Regions from separate parts of the Homo sapiens genome. Here region 2 is linked to region 1. Evidence: chromatin loops called from intact Hi-C (ENCODE). Cell type or tissue: CD14-positive monocyte. All regions are shown on one strand. Each heading gives the region's core, and the rest is flanking DNA. Links, peaks and the distances in the headings are about the cores only.

Evidence for each region. Hi-C counts contacts between places; a loop is a spot of excess contacts. Peaks named below come from ENCODE experiments on the same cell type or tissue, not always from the same donor. Only the 100,000 strongest peaks of a DNase experiment are listed, where the experiment ranks them.
Region 2: a loop joins it to region 1, with 2.2 times the contacts of the local background. A loop is called at or near these places in 17 of 110 quality-filtered maps.

Annotation. Positions count from the first base shown.
Region 1 is chr14:31,285,784-31,288,698 of GRCh38, reverse strand. It overlaps the pseudogene NARS1P1. Among named protein-coding and RNA genes, the nearest start is that of HECTD1, 79 kb to the right of the region's middle. In CD14-positive monocyte, for the core only: CTCF peaks have their summits at 1,549 and 1,750; no DNase peak of the experiment used is centred there.
Region 2 is chr14:31,199,190-31,202,104 of GRCh38, reverse strand. All of the region lies in intron 2 of HECTD1 (HECT domain E3 ubiquitin protein ligase 1), which reads left to right. Among named protein-coding and RNA genes, the nearest start is that of HECTD1, 7.1 kb to the left of the region's middle. In CD14-positive monocyte, for the core only: no CTCF peak of the experiment used is centred there; DNase peaks (open chromatin) are centred at 1,754 and 2,004; H3K27ac peaks cover 995 bases.

The DNA.
Region 1 (2,915 bases), core at 247-2,746:
TGTTTTTGTTTATTTTTAAAGAGGCAGCCTGTTTCTTTCCTGAACCATATTGTTTCTTTTATGCTTCAGAAGTAATCAGTTATGGCCTGCAGCACTGGACAAATCAATGGTATAAGCATGCATCTTAGATGTGATAACTTCAGAATCCAAGAGAAGAATCATCCCAAGGGCTGGACACAGTGGCTCACACTTGTAATCACAGCAATTTGGGAGGCCAAGGCGAGAGGATCTCCTGAGCTGAGGAGTTTGAAGTTACAGTAAGCTATAATTGTGCCACTGCACTGCAGCCTGAGCTACCAAGTGAGACCCTATCTTAAAAACATAATTTTTTAAGAAGAATCATTCTAGGCCCAAGTCATATCCTCCATGATGACATATACCATATTTTCTCTGATCTGTATTCCAGTAATAGGGAGTAGGGTCAATCCCTTCCTTTTTATAAACCTGCAGGCATTTCTTCATTATCCCAGATATGCATTGATCCTCCCACAGTCTCACCAACATTCAGCATCAACACACTGACAGATTCAGTAAGACAGGAATGCTCAGGATGTCAGTGCATATAGAAGGACTTGATCACAGGAAATCAACACAGCAAGATTGGTTCATTAATGGTGTTGTCATCAGTCTCAGGAGCTTTTGGGACTTTTTCTCCAAATTCCCAGGAAGTTCCATATCTTTTCTTTATATTGTGTTTTAGCCACACCATAGCATCTGTTTAAAAGGCCGTTTGGTGGGCTTAAAGTAAGGGTTCAGGTTATATATTCATTGCCAGTGACTTAAAGACTACCACATCACAAACCAAGCCCTCCAATCAGTTCAGGAGGCCCTCAAAGGTCAGAAAAGGGCACCCAGCTTCCACATGAGTGTATTCAGCCAAGTGCCTTCAAATTCTGGATGCTCTGCCCTGTATGACTGTGCAATACAAAAAAACATCTAGGGCTGGAATGCATGTCTCCTGGTACAACTAAGAGAACTAAGTCAAAAATGTCTCTTCATGGGCTGGGCACAGTGGCTCACTCCTGTAATCCCAGCACTTTGGGAGGCCAAGGCAGGTGGATTGCTTGAGCCCAGGAGTTTGAGATTGGTAACAACAGGAGGTAGAGAAACTCTAGGCAGACAACAGCAGGTCCCTGATGAAGCCCCACCCTCGTGGAAAAGCCATGGCCCAAAGTGAGAACTTCTATCCCTGTTTTCCCACTCAAATGTTGCCTTTTCCTAAACCATCCATGGTCCACCCCCCATCCTGTGCCTATAAATACCCCAGACTCAGCCGGCAGAGAGGAGAAGCAGCTGGACATAGGAGACTACAGCTGGACATCGGAGAGAAGTGGCTTAACTTCAGAGTAACAGCTTGGTGACATAACTTTGAAGAAGAATCTGGCCAAAGACAGCTGGACTTCAGGGGAAGATTACCTACCCCCATCCCCTTTAATCTCCCCTTCCCACTGAGAGCCACTTCATCAGCAATAAAATCCCCCACACTTACCATCCTTCAATTTGTTTGTGCGACCTCATTTTTCCTGGATGCTGGACAAGAGCTTGGGAACCACAGGCGCGGAAACAAAAGGGCCCACGGACCTGTTAACACCTGAGCTGTCCATGGACAGCAGAGCTAAAAGAGCACTGTAACATGCCCTCTGGGGCTTCAAGGGTTGTGGGCACCACCTCCCCAGTCATGCTATGGGGCCTCAAAAGTGCTCACCCCAGCTCCTGCACATGCTCACCTGTGCACTCCCTCCCACATGGGGAGGAATGCAGCAGGTCCAAGTGAGTGGAGTTTGCCCCTGCTGGCACCAAAGTGAACAGCAGGTTCCAGCACTCGTGCACTCCGGTTCCCACCTTGTTCACTCACATGCTCCCTCCCATGAGGAGTCGAGAGCTATAGGCTGAGTAAATGAGGCACCCCTGTTGCCAATCCCACGAAGAGGTCAGGGAAATATCCCGCTTCAAGACCAGCCTGGAAAACATGGCAAAACCCCATCACTACTAAAAACACAAAAATGAGCCAGGTGTAGTGGCACATGTCTGTAATCCCCATTACTTGGGAGTCTGAGGCACAAGAATCGCTTGAACCTGGGAGGCTGATATCACGCCACTGCACTACAGCCTGGGTGACAAAGCAAGACACTCTCTCTCTCAAAAAAAAAAAAAAAAAGAAGCCTCTTCCCCCAAATAGTCGTTTGAAGAGTGTAACACCAGTCTGGGTAACATAGTGAGACCTGGTCTCTACTGAAAAAAGAAAATCTGCTAGGCATGGTGGTACATGCCCATAGTCCAAGCTACTTAGGAAGCTGAGGTGGGAGAATGACTTGAACCTGGGAGATGGAGGCTGCAGTGAGTAATGATTGCACCAGTGCATGCCAGCCTGGGTGACAGAGTGAGACCCTGTCTCAAAAATAAAACAAATAAAAAAAGTGTAGCACCACCTTCTGCTGGTATTTGCACTATTTTTGGAGGAGTAACGTCACAGTACCCCCATCAAAGAAGTGATCTCTAAAGCACCTGGTGGCCATGGATCGTGCTTTTCAGAGTTTGAACATGTTTTCTCCGAAGATCATCATGTGTCTGTTGATCTGGATGTCAACAGCAACCAAGAGTCTTGTAACATTAATTTTAAGAGAAGAATTATCTTTTTTGCAGCATCCTAAAGAATTCCCTTTATCTTTATTATAAGATTTTTCATTACGAGGGAAAAAATTCAGCCCTCAAACTACTGAACTATTAAAAAACCCACTAAACTATGATAATGTTAATGCAAAATTGAAAATATTTGAAATAACTGTATATTCTTGAAAAAAAGTACAATACTAAAATGTTGTCATTTTGGCCGGGCATGGTGGCTTACGCCTGTAATGCCAGCATTTTGGGAGGCCGAGGCAGGCCAATCACTTGAGGCCAGGAGTTCGAGACCA
Region 2 (2,915 bases), core at 288-2,787, 87 kb after region 1:
CTGTGTTAGCCAGGATGGTCTCAATCTCCTGACCTTGTGATCCACCCATCTCAGCCTCCCAAAGTGCCGGAATTACAGGCGTGAGCCACCGCGCCCGGCCGGCTCTCCACTGTTTGTACCCATTTTGACAGTGTCTTTCTGAAGTTCAACGAATATAACTTCTTCTATGATGTGTCAGTGCTTCTTATTAATGCCTGAACTTATCAAGGTAATGCTCCAGAAAGTAAAACACGTTCAAGATTCGTTTTTGCTTTTACCTGATGTATCGAGTTCTAAAATGTAGTAATGTAAACATGGCCGGGTGCGGTGGCTCATGCCTGTAATCCCAGCACTTTGGGAGGCTGAAGTGGGCAGATCACTTGAGGTCAGGAGTTCAAGACCAGCCTGGCAAACATGGTGAAACCCCATCTCAACTAAAAATACAAAATTTAGCTGAGCACTGTGGCATGTGCCTGTAATCCCAGCTACTTGGGAGGCTGAGGCAGGAGAATCTCTTGAACCTGGGAGCCGGAGGTTGCAGTGAACCAAGATTGTGCCATTGCACTCCAGCCTCGGTGACAGAGTGAGACCGTGCCTCCAAAAAAAAAAAAAAAAGTAAGTAATAGTAATATGAGTTATTAGCTAATGAGCATTTTGTATTCACATCAAAATAGGTGATCATCATATGTATTAATGTTATAAATATGTATTATGGGCATTTCTAGATCTTGCTACTAAATCTGAATATAATTTGAAAGTTATGTCCTCTGGAAATTGAGCATCTCAGAAGATGCTTTTAGGTGCTAGTAGGCTTTATTTAAAAAATAATGATGTCACTTAATTTTGAGGGCACAAAAGGATATACAGTAAAAAGTCCGTTGTCTTCCCTTTCCTGTCTCCTGGTTACTTGGTTCCTCTTCCCAGAGGAAACCACTGTTAATCATTTCCTAGTGTATCCTTCAAGAGATATCCAAGGAACATTGTTTTGAGTCTGGATTCCAAAGTTATTGAACACAGTGGTAAAAAAATCTTTTTTGATATGTTTACACTAAAAGGTAAAAAAATACCTGTACAGGAACAAGTTTTTTAACTTTAAATTGTCTACTTTATGTTAGGTCTTGGAAAGATATGGTGATGACCAAAACAAATACAGCACCTTATGTGCCTAATAGTCTAATAGGGAAAACAGATAATTGTGGGGAAAAAATGTGGTTACAAACTGTGTTAAATGTCATGAAGGAAAAGCTCAGGGTACTGTGACAGCATGAAGCAGGGACAAGACCTGGAGAGGTGGGGATGGGCAGAGTGGTCTTTGGGGAAGTGGTTTTTCTTTTTTTTTTTTTCAAGACAAGAGTCTTGCTCTGTCACCCATGCTGGAGTGTAATAGCGTGATCTGAGCTCACTGCAACCTCCACCTCCCAGGTTCAAGTGATTCTCCTGCCTCAGCCGCCCCAGTAACTGGAATTACATGCACACGCCACCATGCCTGGCTACTTTTTGTATTTTTAAGTAGAGATCGGGTTTCACTATGTTGGCCAGGCTGGTCTCGAATTCCTGACCTCAAGTGATCCGCCCGCCTTGGCCTCCCAAAGTGCTGGGATTACAGGTGTGACCTTTTTTTTTTTTTTTTTTTTTTAAATTAGATGGAGACAAGGTCTCACTAGGTTCCCCAGGCTGATCTAGAACTCCTGAGCTTAAGTGATCCTCCCGCCTTGGCCTTCCAGAGTGCTGGGATTACAGGCGTGAGCCACCGTGCCTGGCCAAGAAAGGGGAAGTGGTTTTTCCTAGAGCTAGGAAGGATGAGTAAGGAGAGATAGGAAGTGGGAACAAAACAAACAAATGCTTGTAGACTTGATAGGAGGCTATGATCCAGAGAGATAGAGGGTTTTGTGATAAAAGTAGAAAGTTGAATATATTTGAGAGAGATTTGGAAGGCAAGATAGTCAGGATTTGTCGAATGATTAAATATGAGAGAGGGAGAAGGAAGTGTCGTGGATGACTCAGGTTACAATGGATGATGATGCCACTCACTGAGAGAGAACACTGGAAAGAGGACCATGTTTGAGAGATTGAGATCATGAGTTTGGGTTTGGATATGTTGAGTATGAGGTACTTTTGAGACATCTCAGTGGAGATATTAAGTAAGCAGTTGTATAAATGGAAATTGGAGGTGAAGCCTGGATTAGAGAAAAATTTTAGAGTCAAGCACCTGTGGAGGTTAATTGTGGCCATGGGATGTGATTGAGATCTAGGGCAGTGATGCTTAAACTCTATGGTCTCAGGACTTCCTTAAGCTCTTAAAAATTATTGTGGATCCTGAAGAACTTTTGTTTATGTTAGTATGCTTACTGCTATTTGCCATATTCAGAATGAAACTGGGAAGTTGTTTTTTTTTTTTTTTTTTTTTTTTTGAGATGGAGTCTTGCTCTGTCACCCAGGCTGGAGTGCAGTGGCACAATCTTGGCTCACTGCAACCTCTGCCTCCTGGGTTCAAGTGATTCTCCAGCATCAGCCTCCCTAGTAGCTGGGATTACAGGTGTGCGCCACCGTGTCCAGCTAATTTTTGTAGTTTTAGTAGAGACGGAGTTTCACCATGTTGGCCAGGCTGATCTTGAACTCCTGACCTCAGGTCAGAACCCAGGAGGCGGAGCTTGCAGTGAGCCGAGATCGCCCCACTGCACTCCAGCCTGGGCGACAGAGCAAGACTCTGTCTCAAAAAAAAAAAAAAAAATTATAATAATAAACCCCTTACATGTTAAAATTTTTTTGTGAAAAATAACTTTTTTAAAAGAAAACATTTTGGGAGAATAGAGGCATTAATTTACATTTTTGCAAATCTCCTTAAAGTCTGCCTTAATGGAAGATAGCTGGATTCTCATATCTGCTTCTGCATTCAGTTTGTTGCATTATGTTATTTTGATTGAAATATATGAAAA